Linked DNA regions of Homo sapiens: region 2 is linked to region 1. Evidence: read pairs that join two places in POLR2A ChIA-PET (ENCODE). Cell type or tissue: OCI-LY7. All regions are shown on one strand. Links, peaks and the distances in the headings refer to the core of each region. The heading gives the core; the rest is flanking DNA. Region 1 holds the start of LOC105376859 (a long non-coding RNA gene). Region 2 has its middle 15 kb from the start of MDS2.

Region 1 (8,324 bases), core at 235-8,234:
TTGAAAGTTTACAGATGAAAACCTGAGGCTCAGGGAGGTGGTGTCATGTAGCTGGTCACACAGCTAAGAAGTGGCAGAGAAGGATTTAAATGCAGGTCTGGCTGATCACGAAGCTGCTGCTCTTACCTACACAGTTACACCAACCCTGGCCTCCACGTTCTCTGGCCTCTGGGTTATGTTCTTCCTCCCCACAACTCCTATTCTCTTCAAGAGAGGGTAGTTTCATGAGTGAGCTGGTTCTGGGTCAGGCTGAGCCAGGGGAGGCTCACAACCTCTGAAGCTCTGTCCCTCCAGCAGCCAAAAGCACACTTGTCATGAAATAATTACAAATTCCAAGAATGAGAAAGTAGTAATTAGGCACTGACTGGGAGCTTGAAGATCTGGATTTTTATCCCCAGTTCTGTGAGGGAATCTTTGCCTGAGTCACTTTCCCACTCTGGGACTCAGTTTCTCCATGTGTGAAATGAATCTAGTAATGCTTCTTGAGTGCCTGCCACGTCCTGGCAGGCTTTTAGGTGCTTTACATTCAGTATATCGGCACACAACTGTGGACAGGGTTCTTACAGTATTACAGGGAGGAGACTGAGGCTCAGAGAGGGGAAGGAGCTTGTCCAGGGTGGCAGAGCTTGGGAGTAGATGTGCTGGACCAGAGCTCTGCTTTTAGTCTCTGCACTGTTTATATTTATTCCTCAAGCCACTGGGCTTCGACGCTGATCAGATGCTGCCAGGCTGAGTGAAAGGGCTCTGCATATAGAGCGCCAATGCTGGACAAGAGTCCCGGGGTGCTGTGACTGGGTCATGCCAACCACATTGCCACTCTGGAAAGAAGAAGAAGGAATAAGGCTAGGAATCTGACACCAAGCCCAGCAAACTCTGTGGTGGGGGTCATCTGGAGCCTACCAAGTACCAGATGCTTTACATATGTCATCTAATTTAATCATCAATTCAACCATGTGAGGCTCAGAGACGACAAATAACTTACCTGTGGCCCGGTTCGGTGGTTCAGACCTGTAATCCCAGCACTTTGGGAAGCCAATGTGGGAGAACTGCTTGAGCCCAGGAGTTTCAGACCAGCCTAAGCAACATACAAAAAAAAAAAATTAGCCAGGCATGCTGGCGCACACCTGTAGTCCCAATTACTTAGAAGGCTGAGGTGGAAGGATCACTCGAGCCCGGGAGGTCAGGGCTGCAGTAAGAGCAGCGATCATGTCACTGCAGTCCTGCATGGGTAACAGATTGAGACCCTGTCTCAAAAAAACAAAAAGAAAACAAAAAACTTACCTGTGATAGCACAGCTGGTAAATGACAAAGCTGAAGTTTCAACCAGTGTCTGTATGTTTCCCAGACTCACAGAGAGAACGTAACAGGATTACTGCTGTGGCTGGAAGAGGCCAATTCTGCAGCACCCACCGGTTTGCATGAAGTTTCAAAACAGCTGCAGACATCCAAAGCACTGGGTAAGGAGGCCATCCTGTAGACTGTGGCTCTGACAGTTACTCCAGGGTGACCTTTAGCAGGTCCCCTAACACCTATGAGCCCTGAGGGGGGTGAAATGGAAGCACCCCCCAACCAGTCCACGTTACCACATAGACTGTAAAATGCCGCCCACTAGTGAATGGCCTCTTTTGAAACACTTTCTTGCTGTTCTCTTTGTATATGGAGTTGAACCTGCAGTGGAAAATGTGATTGACAGGGATTAACATCTAGGCCCCTTGGGGCCCACCTGGATGAACCCTCAGTGGAAGCTGGGATCATGAACAATGGATATGGAACCACTGTAAGACCAGGTGGCCCCTGGCCCTGATGAAGAGAGTCAGGGTGTATGTGGGGTGGGGAATGGAGCAATATGGTTGTCTGTCCTGATGGTCCTGAATCTCTCATCTCTTCCCTGCATAACCTACAGTGGCATGTCTTGAAACCCCCTTTTTTTTTTGGAGATGGAATCTCACTCTGTTGCCCAGATGCTCAGCTCACTGTAACCTCTGCCTCCTGGGTTCAAGTGATTCTCCTGCCTCAACCTTCCCTTCCCAGTAGCTGGGATTACAGGCACGTGGCACCATGTCCAGCTAATGTTTGTATTTTTAGTAGAGACGAGGTTTATCATGTTGGCCAGGCTCGTCTTGAACTCCTCCCCTCAGGTGATGTGCCCCCCTTGGCCTCCCAAAGTGCTGGAATTACAGGTGTGAGCCACCGGCCCGGCCTTGAAACCCTTTTTTTGATGCTAGAAATGGCATAGGTATAGGAGGCCGGGCGCGGTGGCTCACGCCTGTAATCCCAGCTCTTTGGGAGGCCGAGGAGGGCGGATCACGAGGTCAGGAGATCGAGACCATCCTGGCTAACATGGCAAAACCCCGTCTCTACTAAAAATACAAAAAAAATAGCCAGGCGTGGTGGTGGGTGCCTGTGGTCTCAGCTACTCGGGAGGCTGAGGCAGGAGAATGGCGTGAACCAGGGAGGCGGAGGTTGCAGTGAGCTGAGATCGCGCCACTGCACTACAGCCTGGGCGACAGTACGAGACTCGGTTAAAAAAAAAAAAAAAGACGAAAAAAAGAAATGGCACAGGCATAGGAAACAAACCAGTATTCAGAAATAACTTGGATCGGTGAGTGGGGAGGTTATTCTGGGGAGTCTGCCGTGCCTTGGGTACCCTCATTGCCACACAAGGCACATTTTTAGCCCCAAAGGGACCAACTGCCAGCTGGCCAGCGACCACCTCAACTCCGGGTAATGAGTTCCATATGTTTCCATAAGAGCCCAGCTAAGCTTTTCCCCAGCAGTTCTTACAGTGTTCTCTCCCTCCCTGCCTCATCTCGATGCTTGGCCACCCTTGTTCTATTTGCTCCTAACGAGGGTGGCAGGGAGGGGGCTAGGTGGGCAATGCCAAGAGACAATGCTTTGGGAAGTCACCCTTCCCTGACTTCATTTTTGCAGATCCTCAAGCTAAGAGGCAGTCTCTCGGCCTCTCCAGGCTTCCGCTGCCCCATCTCTATAGTGGGAAAAACAACCCTTACTCAGGGTAGGGAGAGCATCACGAAAAGAGCCCTGGATAGTAAAGTGGGAGGCTGGTGTTCCAATCCCAACGTGAACACTAACTTGCTGTGTGTCCCTGAGCAGGTTCCTGCCCCTCTCTGGGCTACATTTGTGACCTCTAAGGGCCCGCCCTTCCATCCCTGACAAGCTTCAGAATTACAACAAATGACTTAAACAGCAAGGAAGAACATCTGCTTTCCTGGGTGGCTTCAGGGTAGGGGTCCCCAGGAAGCCTAAGGCCTCCCTACCCTGGCCACCCTCACTCTAAGCCCAGGCTCCCTTTGACAAGTCTGGCCGGGTGAGAGCTTCTGCCTGCAGCATCGGGCACAAAGTAGAAGCAGGGTAGCAGTGAGGAGAGGCGTCCCCCGATGGAAGCACAGCTCCACAGCTCAGAAGGCGGAGGCGGGGGGGCGCCTATGGTCAGCCCCCAACGACGGCGAGAGGTGAATATGAGTTCAGGGGACTTCAGAGAACTCCTCCCTCCTTAATCTGGTTTGTCAAAGGCAACCCCCAAAGTCCCGGTCTCAAGGTGTCTCACTACCCTGATCCCGACTGCCCACCGACCCTACCCAAACACGGACTCACTAACCTTGGCTTTTGACACTGCCCACAGACGGACCCCCACAGCCTGACTACCCACATTTATCCCTAAAGCCTGCCCCAGGCTGGCGAAACCCCAAATCCGGCCACGCTCTGACCCCCGATCTCAGCCACAAAGAGACTCCGTGACCTTGCCACTGACTGACCCCTAAGAGGAGAACTAATCAGAGAACAATTAAATTGCTCGACTCTCAGCGAAGCACCTCATGGAACAGAGGGGCGGAGGTGGGGAAGGACTTCGAGAGGGCAGAGGCTTCCCGGAGGAGCCCAGCGGGCCTGGGGCCACACTCGGAAGGCCGGGAAGGCCCTGTGCAGGGCACGTCGCAGGCGCTCGAGGAATGCGAGTTGCCTGAAAGAACGAAGGAAGGAAGGAACCGGGTGCGATCCAGGGCGGCCTCGCGGACGGGGCAGGAAGCGGGTGGGGGTGCGCAGAGGCTGCAGCGGCCCGAGCGCAGCTGGGGGCAGCGGGAGAGGAGTGGGGTCAGCGACTCCGCTGGGTGGGGGGCCCCCCAGGCCGCGAGGCTGGGAACCGGGAGGCCGCGCTGCTGGCGGAGCGGCGGGGGCGCCGCGAGGCTCCGGATGGGCTGCGAGCCCCGCCCGCAGGCTGCGGAGGGAGCCGGAGCCAGAGCGGAGCCAGAGCTCAGACATCCGGGCGCCAGCGAACACCTGCGAGCGGCCCCCAGGGCCCGCGGGGGGAGCGTGGGGCGCCGGGAGGGGCGGGGCGGGGAGGAGGCGGGGCCGGCTCGGCTCCGCCCTGCCGGGCTCCAGGCCACGTGGGCCGAGGCTCTGCCCCAGCCCGGGCGCCGCAGCGCCGCCGGTGGGGAGCGGCTGTCTCCGGGGAGGTCTGGGAGTGGGCAGAGTGGAGCCCTTGGAAGCAGCGCTGCGGGAAAGAGCGCGGCAGGAGGTTCTCAGGTTTAGCCTGGGGCATGGGGAAGAGTCGTGGCCACGAGGGGTGATGAGGCCGGGAAGACAGATAATTGAAGGTTGTCCGGCGCGTCCACAGCTAGAGAGCTATAACTGGCTTTCTGAAAAGGGCACCATTTCTGGTGTCACAGACATGAATTTGAATTCTGGCTTTGTTACTTAGAAGCCGTGTGGCCACCGGCAAGTTACTTCGCCTGTTCTGAGCTAGTTCATTTATAAAATAAAGACACCTCCCAAATGTCTGTATTTCACAGCCGATGCGATCAGCTCTGAATCCGATCGCATGCGACAATTTGCACAAGACACTCAGCAGTGAATCTTGTAGTTAAGGAAGCCTCGTGGATACTTTATGCGCCTTATAGTTTATCCGAACAACACACATGGAAGGGAGGTACCGACATCCCCCTTTCACAGATGAGGGGGAGTCCTAGGTCTTTCATTCCACAAGCGCTCCCTGGGACAAGCACCCCCTGGGGACCAAGCATGTGCCAGGCTTTGGGAATGGCGAGGGAAAAGAGCCAATTTGAAGAGAAGGCAAGAACATGAGCTTTGAAGCTAGAGGAAGCTGGGGTTCCTAAACTCTGCTCTGCTACTTTCTTGCTGTGTGAACTGTTTCTTGCTGTGTGCCACTTTCTTGCTGGGTGATCAAGTTATTCAGCCTGAGTCTTTTTTCTATAAACCAAGGAATGTTACCCATCACGGTGGTTTGTGAGGATTAGAACAAAAATGGAAGATAAAATAGTCTGGAACCTGGCAGGCACTTCCATAGGTGATTATGACAGAAGACACTATCCTCTCTGGGAGTTATCTGACCTAGGGCCAAATTGCTTTCACTCTCTAATGACTAATGGATTGGCATGCTGGTCTTTCTTTTGTCCTGGCCACCTGAACAACTCAGTCCTGGGAGTCCTGACAGGCAATTTCCTTGGAATTAGCTTAATAATACCTCGTAGGTGTGTGATGCATTTCAAAGAACTTTCCCACCATTATCTTCTGTCCTGGGAGGCAGCAGGGCACAGAAGGAGCATGGCTCAGAGAGGTGGAATGCTTGCTCAAGGTCACTCGGCAGATGACCACCGCAGCCCTTTTTAGCCTTCCACGGTACTGAAACTTCCGAGCAAACGGGAGGCAACATGCTGTGGCAGAAAAGGGTATAAGACGTTGAGCTCAATGCCTGGCTCTACTGCAGTTCATGGTGTAATGTGGGGCCTAGGACCTCAGAACCGCTGCCTTAGAATCAGCTTCCTTTACAGATGCAGAAACTGGGGCTCAAGAGAGGCAAAGTCCCTAGCCTGAAGTTATACAGGTAAGAGGTGACAGAGCAGGGATTTATGTCCCTTTATGGTCGTCTCTAAAGCCAGCACAGCACACCTAAAAAACAATCCAAGATAGACCCAACCCAGGCCTTGTAGGTGGTTTGGGGCAAGGGTTCCTCACATGAGGATTGAAGTCTGCTATTGCTCTGCACTGTGTGTGTATTTTTTTAAGAGAGTGTTCATATCTTCCTTCAGATCAGAGTGACCAGGACACAGAACAGGTTAAGAACCACTGATCAGGCTGGGAGTTTGGTTGGCAATGCCAGAGGTTCTCCTCCTCCCCCATGCCCCTGTTCACCCCAGCAAGCTCACCAGGGTTAAGGCACTAAAGGTGATGACGTGACCTGTTTGTTATGAAATATTGAAGTAATTCATGCCAGGGACCAACACACAGATGAGATCATACCATAAACAGGAATCTCTAGTAAGGCCAGGCACCTGGTGAAGCCCACCTGGGGAGCCACCAGGGGTGTGGGGGAAGGCATGGGTTGGGATCTTGCTCTCTGCCCCACTGCCAGGCCTGGCCTCAAGGAATGGCCAGTCCCCAGCCCTGCTCCTGTTCACCACAATCAAGTCACGGTTCAAATCCCATCTCTACCTCTCAAAGGCTGTGAAAACCTGGTTCAGAAGCATTACCCACAGAGGTTCCCTTTCCCCATTTCTGAAATAGGGATAGGGATGCTTACAGAATAGGTTCCCAATGGAGGTGATGTAGAAATACCAGCAGAAATGAGGACTGTGGAGTCTCTGCCTCACATTCCTTGTTCAGGGTCGGACTCCACAACCACCTAGCATTAAAGAAGGGATTACTATCAGTACTTCCCAACCAGCATCCAAATCTTTATCCATTTCAGGAGACCTCCCTCTTTTTTCCAACTTTGGAAGCCCGCAAGGAAGCCAGCCCAGAGAGCAAGAAGGAAATGAAACCAGGCCCAGTTATCAGTTTATTCATTTTTGGAATTGGTCTATCAACCACCACCCATGCCTGGGCACCAGGTGAAGCAAACTTGAGGCTCTCCTCTTACCACATCCCCTGCTAGAAAGGCATAGTCAATAGTAACAATAAAGAGGAAAGCTACTGCTAGATCTCAAGGGACATGAAAACTCAGTTTTCAAGTTGCCTGAGCCACCAACTTTCAAGTTGCCTGAGCCACCAACTTGCTGGGCAAGCTTGCACCAGTCTCTGGTTTCATCTCTGAAATAATGAGCAGAGCCCAGAACTTTTCTCTGCACCCATCCCTCAATGGACATGAGACTCCCATCATGAACCCTTCTCTCTCCACCCCATCCCCTCTCAACCAGGCAGTTTTTCATTTCCCTCTCGTAGAATAAGCAAGTTCACTTTCCCAAAGCTCCCAAAATTCGGCCATGTGCGAGAAAGCATCATTAGTACTTAATGGAGACGGGTGTCATCATATACACAAGTGTTTAAAAATCGTTTATTATGCAAAATGTTAACTTTTATAAAAAGTTTAATATACATCGCATTGTTACAGAAAGTCACCTTCCTGTAAAAAAGGTACAAAACCTATATACTCTATTATAGAGTTCATAAATCAGGGCAACAGAACCTTTCTCCAAGGAGACCAGAAGACCAGCTCTGCCGCCGCCTTGGCATAGTTTGGAGAGCAGCCACTCCTTCCACACCTCCACGCTCTGAAGAGACCTTAGAACTTGGGGGTGGGGTGGGAGCAGGGTGACGTCGCCCAGCTGGTGGCCAGAGCTAGCTCTGGCTCTTCAGGCCACAAGTTCACAGTCCTTCGCTCCTGAGCACCAGGTTTAGTCTCCAGGAAGGGATTTGGTGAAGTCAAGTGGGCAGGGCGAAGTTGGGGCCCATCCCTGCCGTCCGGCTTCCGGCAGGAGAGGTTCCCGGGGTCCCAGGCAGAACGGGCGCCAGCACCTGCGTTCTGGGCGGGGGAGGAAAGAAGACCAAGGAGCAGTCAGTTTCCGCCGAGCGTGCCGAGGCGGGGGCCGTCCGCAGACTGGCCGGCGCCAGGGAGGAAACTTGGTCTGTACCTCCAGCTGATAACTCCGCGCCCCACGCTGCCCCCACCCAGTTGGCGCCAAAGACCACAGGCGGAGCTTGCGCTACCCCTCCTACTTGGAATTGACACTAGCTGGGAGGGGGCTGCCGAAGACAGCTCCCTATACAACATGGAACAGAAAGACTTGTATTTAGTCGGACCCATGTCTACTTTGCCAGACCCTCGGCCACTGCGGGAGGGCAGGGCCCAGGCGCATTTAAGGCTTAAATGCACATCACATGGAAACTGACTCTGCCATTCATTTGATGCAACCATGGGCAAGTCACTTGTCCCTCTCTGGCCTCAGTTTCCCTAAACCGAGTGAGTGGCAATTTTTCAAAACGTCTGCCAACTCCAGGACTTGCCGTTTAAACCTCCCTCTCCAAGAGAGGAGATACTCACCTGGAGGTGTCAGGACACGGCCGAGTCA
Region 2 (8,324 bases), core at 156-8,155, 57 kb after region 1:
GATGTCCTGGAGACTGCACTGTGCCAAGAGAAGGCAAGGCCAGGTAAAAATGGTGCAAACTTCCAAGTTGACACCATTCCTAAGTCACTCCTGCTGAGAACCTGGGGTGAAATCTTGGCTAGAGGCCAGTTCTCCTTGATTTCCTCCCATCGGCTTCTGTGACAAGTTCTTTTGTGTCCCTAGCTGGTCTGAATCGCTGCCCATCTCATCAGCCAGGCTTCCTTCTTCTGGCTTCATGAGCCCCTGCTCCTCTATGAAGACCAGCTGCAGTGTTCCTTCCTCCGGGAAGCCTTTTCTGACTCCCTCCAGCAGAATTAGGCATTTCCTCCTTGGAGCTCTCACTGCCCCTCCTAGAACACTCCATCACCGCACTTACCTCTCTTGCTTAGACTAAGTGTCTGAATACCTCACCAGGTTTGAAGGCAAGATCTGAGTCTTGTAGTTGCATGTCAGGCATCCAGCACAGGACCATGTGCAGAGTCAATGGTGGAGGATGGATGGGGGAATGGGGAGAAAATGAATGAATGGATGAATGAAGGAATTGAGAGGTGGATGGCTGTGTAGGCTATGGACAGATGATTTGATGGGGGGATGAATAATTGTTAAAGTGAAGAGGTCAGCGAATAATTAGCTACTGATAATTATTGTTGGCACCACACATCACTGGAGTCACCAAACACACGCCTGGACATACCAGCGAATGCTCCTTGCTTCCATGATTCCAGGGCTCTGGTTTCCCCTCCAATGCATGGATGTTGGCCAGAGAACCCTCCTATGGCTCTCTCCACATGAGAGCCTGGGGTCAGCTGCCCATTAGAATGTCTTACCTTTCTCAACACATTTTAATTTCTCAACTATCAGGGTTAAGATGATGGTGACTAATTCACTGTGAACTCTGCGTACTACACGAGGCTCGGGAGTGGGTGTTTCTGGATGTTTTGGTGAGGAGGGAATTGCTGACCATGACACTGGCAAAGATGCCAAGATGACCCACTGGCCACTTTTCCTGCCTCGTCTACTTTCCCTTCCTCTCCCCACCATCCAGTACAGCCTGTACCTTCACCCATGAACAACCCTCTCATCTGCTAAAAGAGAATTTTACAACTGACCTTGAGTCGCCAGTTATCTTCTGCAACCTACTCCATGCCACCTCAGAGACCCAAGAAGAATAGGGGTCAGAACCCAATTTAAGCCTGGGCATAGTGGCTCACGCCTACAATCCCAACACTTTGGGAGGCCGAGGAGGGCAGATCACCTGAGGTCAGGAGTTCGAGACCAGCCTGGCCAATATGGTGAAACCCCGTCTCTACTAAAAATACAAAAATTAACCGGGTGTGGTGGCAGGCGCCTGTAGTTCCAGCTACTTGGGAGGCTGAGGCAGGAGAATCGCTTGAACCTGGGAGGTGGAGGTTGCGGTGAGCTGAGTCGTGCCACTGCACTCCAGCCTGGGCGACAGAGCGAGACTCTGTCTCAAAATAAATAAATAAAAATAAAAATGGAACCCAGTTTGGAGGGTTGCTGCCTTTCCCTCAGTCTGTCCCCTAGAGTCGGTTGATAGCAGGAACACTATGGGACTTGGGGGCAGAAGACTTCAGTTTAAGTTTTGACTTTTCAGCCCTTGTCAACTGCTTCCTTCTGGGAGGAGGGGCCCAGAGGTGGACAGAGCAGCAAGGAGAGACAGGCTTTGGAATGACACAACAGCAGGTTCGAATCCTGCTCTGCCAGGGAGTTACTGTGACCTCAGGCAAGTGATTAACTCTTCTGAGTCTCTGCTTCCTCATCCGTAAAATGGGAGAATACCATCACCTCCCACCTCCCAGATGCTGCTCAACCTCTAGCCATGTGTGATGATGGAAATGCCTAATTCTGCCCAAGAAAGTCACAGAAAGCTTCCTGGACATTTTTCTATGTCTTTTAAAATCTCAAGAATTTTTATATCTATTATAATGGATAATATTTCATATTGATAATATTTTGAGACATTGGATTAAATATGTTACTAAAATAGAATTTAAAAAAAGATGCTGCTCAAAAATCCTTCTGCTATGCAGCCATCCCAGCCTCTCCCAGAGTTTGGTGGCTTCTCTCCTGCCTTGTCACAGGGTTTGCATGTGTCTCTATTATAGCTTTTATTTTTTTATAGCTCTGTCACCCAGGCTGGAATGTAGTGGCGTGATCTCGGCTTACTGCAACCTCCGCTCTCGGTTCAAGCGATTCTCATGCCTCAGCCTCCTGGGTAGCTGGGATTACAGGCACATGCCACCATGCCCAACTAATTTTTGTGTTTTTTGGTGGAGATGGGGTTTCACCATGTTGGCCAGGCTGGTTCAAGACCTCAAGCAATCCACCCATCTCAGCCTCCCAAAGTGCTGGGATTACAGGCATGAGCCACCACACCCGGCCTGTTACAGCTTTTAGAAGTTATATTGTAGTTGTCTGTTTAGGGTCTGTCTCTCTGACTAGCCCAGGAGCTCCTTGAGGGCAGGAACTATATCTTGGTCATCTCTACTCCTAATTCCTTGCATACAGCCTGGCACACAGCAGATGCTCAGCAGTAATTAATAAAGTGGATGACTACATGTATGTGAAAGCAGTGTGAATTGCAGTGAGAATTTTATTATTCTTCCATACCTGGAGTTCTAGGTGAAAACAACAGGATACATGCCACATAAACCCTGATCAAGGCTCTGGCAGGGAACAGATGGTATAACCAAATGGGTAATTTGTAAAAAGTTTAATGAAGGGACTACTAACAAAGGTGTGGACAAGGTTTAGGAAAACCAGGGGGAATGGTGCAGTACCCCAGGGCTGGCAGGCAATATGAGGAGCTGTTACCACCTGTGGCCTGAAGGGTGGGGAGGGAGAGGTCACCTGGACCCATGGCCAGAGATGTATGCACAGGGCTGCCTGATAGGAGCTGTAGGCTTCGGGTGAGGGACACAGCCAAGGTGGCAACCCTGTAGGAAGGGGCTGGGGAATAAATACCAGTCCCCACTTGCCACCTGTCCTCTGTCCTCTTGCCTCACCCAGCCAGAAGCCAGAGGGCAATGGGGGCCATTGATGTCACCCACAAAGGTCACCTAATCAAGGTACAGAACAGGTTGAGGAAGGGCAGAGGAGAGTTCTAGAGGGGCAAACAGAGAGATCCAGCATGAGAAAGAACATAATACCCTCAGGATCTTTAAAGGACTTCTGGATATGCTTATAAAATACAATAAATGCTGGGTGCAGTGGCTCATGCCTGTAATCCAAGCACTTTGGGAGGCCAAGGCGGGTGGATCACGAGGTCAGGAGATCGAGACCATCCTGGCTAACACGGTGAAACCCCATCTCTACTAAAAATACAAAAAATTACACAGGTGTGGTGGCACACACCTGTAATCCCAGCTACTCGGGAGGCTGAGGTAGGAGAATTGCTTGAACCTGGGAGGTGGAGGTTGCAGTGAGCCAAGATCGCACCACTGCAAATCCAGCCTGGGCAACAGAGTGAGACTCCATTTCCAAAAAAAAAAAAAATTAGCTGGCTGTGGTGACACACACCTGTAATCCCAGCTACTCAGGAGGCTGAGGCAGGAGAATTGCTTGAACCCAGGAGGCAGAGGTTGCAGTGAGCTGAGATGGCATCATTGCACTCCAGCCTGGGAGACAGAGTGAGACTCCATTTCAAAAACCAAAAAAAAAAATACAATAAATGGCCATACACAACAATAATCATTAGCACTTAAGCACCTACTGTGTGTCAGGTGCTGTGCTAATCCATTTTCCAGTTGTGGAAACTGAGTCTCAGAGAGGCTAAGCAACCTGCCCAAGGTCACACAACAGGAAGTAGCATAGCCAGGACTGGAACACAAGTGGGCCTCAAAGTGCAGGTTCTCATCACCTGGTAGCAACTACCTATTGCTAGGCACTATTTCCAATCCAACAAAGCTCTACAAGGTCAGTGTTTTTTTCCAGAAACTTAGAGAGGTCAGATGATTTCTCCAGGGCCACACAGCTCATAGGGGGTGGGGGTAGGGGCAGGGAAGCAGGGTTGGAGAGTTTGCCATTAGTTGGAGCAGGTGACTGGCAGATTGCACGGTGGCAGCCTCAGGGATTTTTTTAGCCCCAACGGGTGGAGCCACCTCTCACCAGGTGCCTCCCGGAGTCACTCCCCAGCTGCAACCACAGGATTTAGACTTTCAAAGCTGGGCAGGGCCCTCAGCATCCTCTAGGCTGCCTCTTGCCTGTGACTTTAAAACTAATAATAATGATCGCAGTCAGCCATGGCTTCCTGAACCCCTGGTGTACTCATTCATTGTCTTTCTCTACATTGTCGCTAATCTGACCACAACTCTCCTTTAGGATTGTACAACATCTACAGGCAGGTATCATGGGCTGCTCATTTTGTAGAAGAAGTCTGAGGCTTAGAAGGCAAATGACTTGTCCACGATCGCGAGGCAAGTCAGACCCTTCAGAGCCAGACCCTGACCCCAGGGCAGTGTATGCAGCTTAGAGCACCGATCCTGGACCTGGAAAGGCTGCATCCACATCCCCAATTGCACCTACCAGCTGTGCTGACCTTGGACAAGTCATTTCTCTGCATCTTAGTTTCCTCATCTATGAAATAGGAACAGCAATAGCATCTGCTTCATCTGGTTGTGGTAAGGATGAAATGAATGATAATACATAAAGCACTCAGAGCAGTTATTAGAAACACACCAAGGGCTTTATAAGCATTGTATCCTGGAGTCCACTGAGCTTTCCAACCTTGTCTGAGGAGGCTCTTAAAATTGCTTCTGTGTGACCCTGGCTTTCATAGTAATCAACTGAATGGTTCCCACCAGGGCCATGCACTATGCTTCACAGGCCATGCTTGCCCCATTCAGCCCTCACCATCACCCTGTCCCCATTTTGCAGACAAGGAAACTGAGGCCCAGAGAGGAGTTATGACCTGCTCAGGCCTCCACATCTCAGAAACTGCAGAGCCAGGGGGACTTCTCCCAAGTCGAAGCTGGTAGTCCCCCCCTCCCAACCGCAGGAAACCCAGATTGTTATGATTACTGGTATTGTTGTCCAAAACAATACTGGAGACGATGACAATACAACAATCATGGAGGGTGCTTATTTCCACTGGCTCAACAATTATCCCAACGCCCATATGGAGGGGGCCTGGGGCTTCAAGAAGAGGCTTCTCGAGGCAGGATGAACAAACAAGCAGTGAAAAGCCTGCAGCTGGGCCCCAGGTGCTGGAAGAGAGAGTGGGGCAGGAAGCGGGCAGGCCATTTCTTTCCTCTTCTTTCTTATTTGTTTGAGAAGCAACTTTACTTTCTAAATCGGTCATTGTCACCCGTTAGCCCCCGCCCCACCTGGGCCAGGGCCTCTGGTGACGGGAGCTCAGGAGGAAGCTCTAGGGGGCAGGAGGGATGAGGGTGCGAGGTGGGGCAGGGCCTGGGCCCAGCTGGACATGGGGGCTTCTTTCCTGCAGGGGCCTCATAGGCCACCTTCAGGTGACCTGGGCCTGGCAGACAGTACCTGCTGGAGGTGTGACCTGAGTCCTCCAGGTTCAGCTGCCAGTGGGGAGGGGAGGGAACCCTCATCAACAGGGAAGTAGCTGGCACGGTGGTCAGGGGCCTGGCTCTGGAGTCAGACCCATTTGGCTTCCACAGTCTGTCACCTCGGGCAAGTTACTTCACCTCTCTGAAAATGGGATGGTTTGTTGTGAAGATTAAAAATAATGAAACCACATGACACATGGAAAGCATTTAACACGTTTACTAGCACTTAAGCACATTTACCACTGGAGATTTACTTAAGAAGCCAATAGGTATTGGGCATTTACTATGCACCAGGCACTTTTAAAGCATTCTACACGTATTAATTCATTTATTTGGCACAATTAACATTCTTCCCACTTAACAGATGAGAAAACTGAGGCACACAGAGAGGTAGAGTTCCTCACACAGGGGCAGATCCAGGCTTGGCAGGATGTCAGTAAAGGTTATACAATACTGAGGGCGGGGGGGTCTCTTTAAATAATGAAGTACAAGGCCATGCCAATGAGGGACCCAGGACTTAAACCTCACCATCCTCACCTTAAATCTCCCTCTAAGCTCTGCCGCCCTGCTAGGAAGTGGTAGCAGAGGCCAGGTGGCTAGCTCCAGAACCCGTAAGAGTTATAAGCACTATTGAGAGTACACGAGACAGTCACTGCAGAATGCCACACAAATAAGAGGCAGCACTTCCATTGCATGTACCATGGGCTACACACTCATTTAACCCTTCCAGGAACCTAATGAGGGTGGCATATTATTACCACGCCCATTTTACAGATAAGGAAGTCAAGGCTCAGAGCGGACCAATGGTTTGCCTGAACGCACAGTGCTAAGGAGTGGTAGACCAGGATTCCAGCCCAGGCAGCCTGATCTCAGGGGCCACCTGTTTAGCCACTACAATAACTGTCACCTCGCTCATGACTGGGGCTCAGCACCTTCCTCTCACCTCCCCTTGCAGGCTCTCCCATCTGTTCCCTGACAGCAGCTTGGGGTGTGGACAAGACACCCCTGCTTTGGAGTCAGAGATGCCTGGATACTAATCCTCACCCTGTTGCTTGCTCGCTGTGTGTCCCTGAGACAGTCTTTTCCCATCTCTGAGCCTTAATTTTCTCATCTGTAAAATAGGAATTGTGCAATTTATAGGGTGGTCATGAAATGCAGATACATCAATTATTATTTTATGTGTTTTGTAACATACTATCAATAAGCCATGTATTTAAGTAAGTAAGTTGCCTTTGGATACCACTTCATAGGGTGGCTTGGAGAGTCAGAGTAAGGCGAAGAGTCTGGCCCATATTAAATGCTCAGGACCGGTAGAGATCACCATGCTGGGGACAAGGGGACAAGTCATTTGTGAGGAGTCAGGGGAATGGAGAAATGGACAAAACCAGATGTTGGGATGCCTGCATTCTGGAGGGATTTCTACCACCAGCTTGTGGTGTGACCTTGGACAAGTCACTCCCTCCTTTCTGAACTCAGTTTCTCCATTTGCAAGTTGTAGGCATCGCTCCTCACTAATGCATGAATGAAACTGTCTCTAAGGTCCTTAAGAGACTGAATTTCTGGGTAGGAGCACAGGAGCATCTTCTGGGTCTCTCTGAGGGCTGCTCCCATGAAGTCTCCCCCCTACTCTTGGGGTGCTTTTCATGGCTCCCACTCTTGAGACAAACAGGAGGGTTTGCAGGGAACTCATACATCTCATCTGCTCCAGCAGAACCACAGTGCATGGCTCAGCTCGTGGGCTCTGCAACTGGATAGCCTTGATCTAATCTGTTTCTCACCTGTAAAATGGAGATGAAGATAATATAATAGATGTCCTTATCCTGAGTTCATAGAGGAGGAGACGGAGGTTCCAGGAGGCACAGGACTTGCTGGAGGTCATGGCTCTCACCTTGCCCTTGTCCTACTGCCTCTGGCCCACCCTTCTACAGATATGGGCTTTCCCTATGGGAATCCCAGCTTCCTCTCCCCATCCTAGAGGATTGGGTCACATTGTCTTTTGCCCTCTGCCTGACATCCTGTCTCTCCTCTCTCCCCATCTGGCAAACTCATCCAGTGGAGGTGGGCCAGCCCTGGTGTCCCCACTTACGAGCACGGTGACCCTGAGTAAGCCTCCCACCCTCTCTGGGCCCCATCCCCTCCCCGACGTCACAGGAACAACGTGGAAACGCTTGGCACACCCAGTGCCTGACCCATGGTGAGTGCTCATGAAATGTCATCTCAAATGTTGTCTCCTCAGGGGGCTGCCCTGGGGCCTCCATGTGGACCAAATTTCTCTGGGCTTGCAAAACCCAGTCCCTTCAGCACTTATCACCCTGTATCATAACCATCCACCATCAGGTCTGTATCCCACGCATCCTCAGATCCCTGTGTCTTCTTTACATCCACTGTGTTTGGCATAGGGACTGATACAAAGGAGGCACTCAGTTAAAGATTGTTCAATGAGTGAGTGAATGAATGAATGAATAAATGAATAAATGAATGAATGGTGCCTGAGTGGTGCTACATTGCACCGGGGTAAGCATTTCTCAGTGTCTCTCACTCAGCCTTCTCTGTCACCCTATGGGGTGGGTGTTCTGTCATTGCCCCCATTTCACAGATAAGCAAACAGACTCTGCTGGGGGAGGTGGCATAATCAGTGTTGGTGAAACCGGGTCCCAGAGCCTTTCCATGTCAGGTGAGGGTGGGTGGTTGGAGCCCAGAACAGTGAGTGTGAGTGACCCCTTCCAGAATTTGCCTTTGACCATTACCTCCTTGTAGAACTTCTCTCCTCCCTCGAAGACGCTGCTTCTC

What was found. ChIA-PET counts read pairs that join two places held together with the same protein. Peaks named below come from ENCODE experiments on the same cell type or tissue, not always from the same donor. Only the 100,000 strongest peaks of a DNase experiment are listed, where the experiment ranks them.
Region 2: POLR2A ChIA-PET joins it to region 1 with 34 read pairs; 26 of 35 experiments call an interaction of 5 or more read pairs at or near these places.

The regions. Positions count from the first base shown.
Region 1 is chr1:23,550,639-23,558,962 of GRCh38, forward strand. It overlaps ID3 (inhibitor of DNA binding 3), which reads right to left. Exons shown (of 3, transcript NM_002167.5): 2 at 8,297-8,324; 3 at 7,288-7,777. The coding sequence ends at 8,322. LOC124903876 (a long non-coding RNA gene) reads left to right here. Exons shown (of 3, transcript XR_007065537.1): 2 at 1,346-1,457. LOC105376859 (a long non-coding RNA gene) reads right to left here and starts at 4,304. Exons shown (of 5, transcript NR_188656.1): 1 at 3,834-4,304; 2 at 1,282-1,435; 3 at 983-1,075; 4 at 127-818. RefSeq lists a silencer at 3,983-4,472 and an enhancer at 7,733-7,862. In OCI-LY7, for the core only: CTCF peaks have their summits at 1,555, 4,450 and 7,402; DNase peaks (open chromatin) are centred at 4,343, 4,723, 5,843, 6,323 and 6 weaker places; H3K4me3 peaks cover 7,150 bases; H3K27ac peaks cover 7,680 bases.
Region 2 is chr1:23,608,025-23,616,348 of GRCh38, forward strand. No RefSeq gene overlaps it. Among named protein-coding and RNA genes, the nearest start is that of MDS2, 15 kb to the right of the region's middle. RefSeq lists an enhancer at 4,796-4,845. In OCI-LY7, for the core only: CTCF peaks have their summits at 2,855, 3,112, 5,404 and 5,603; DNase peaks (open chromatin) are centred at 4,137, 5,287, 6,347 and 6,837; H3K4me3 peaks cover 3,545 bases; H3K27ac peaks cover 7,815 bases.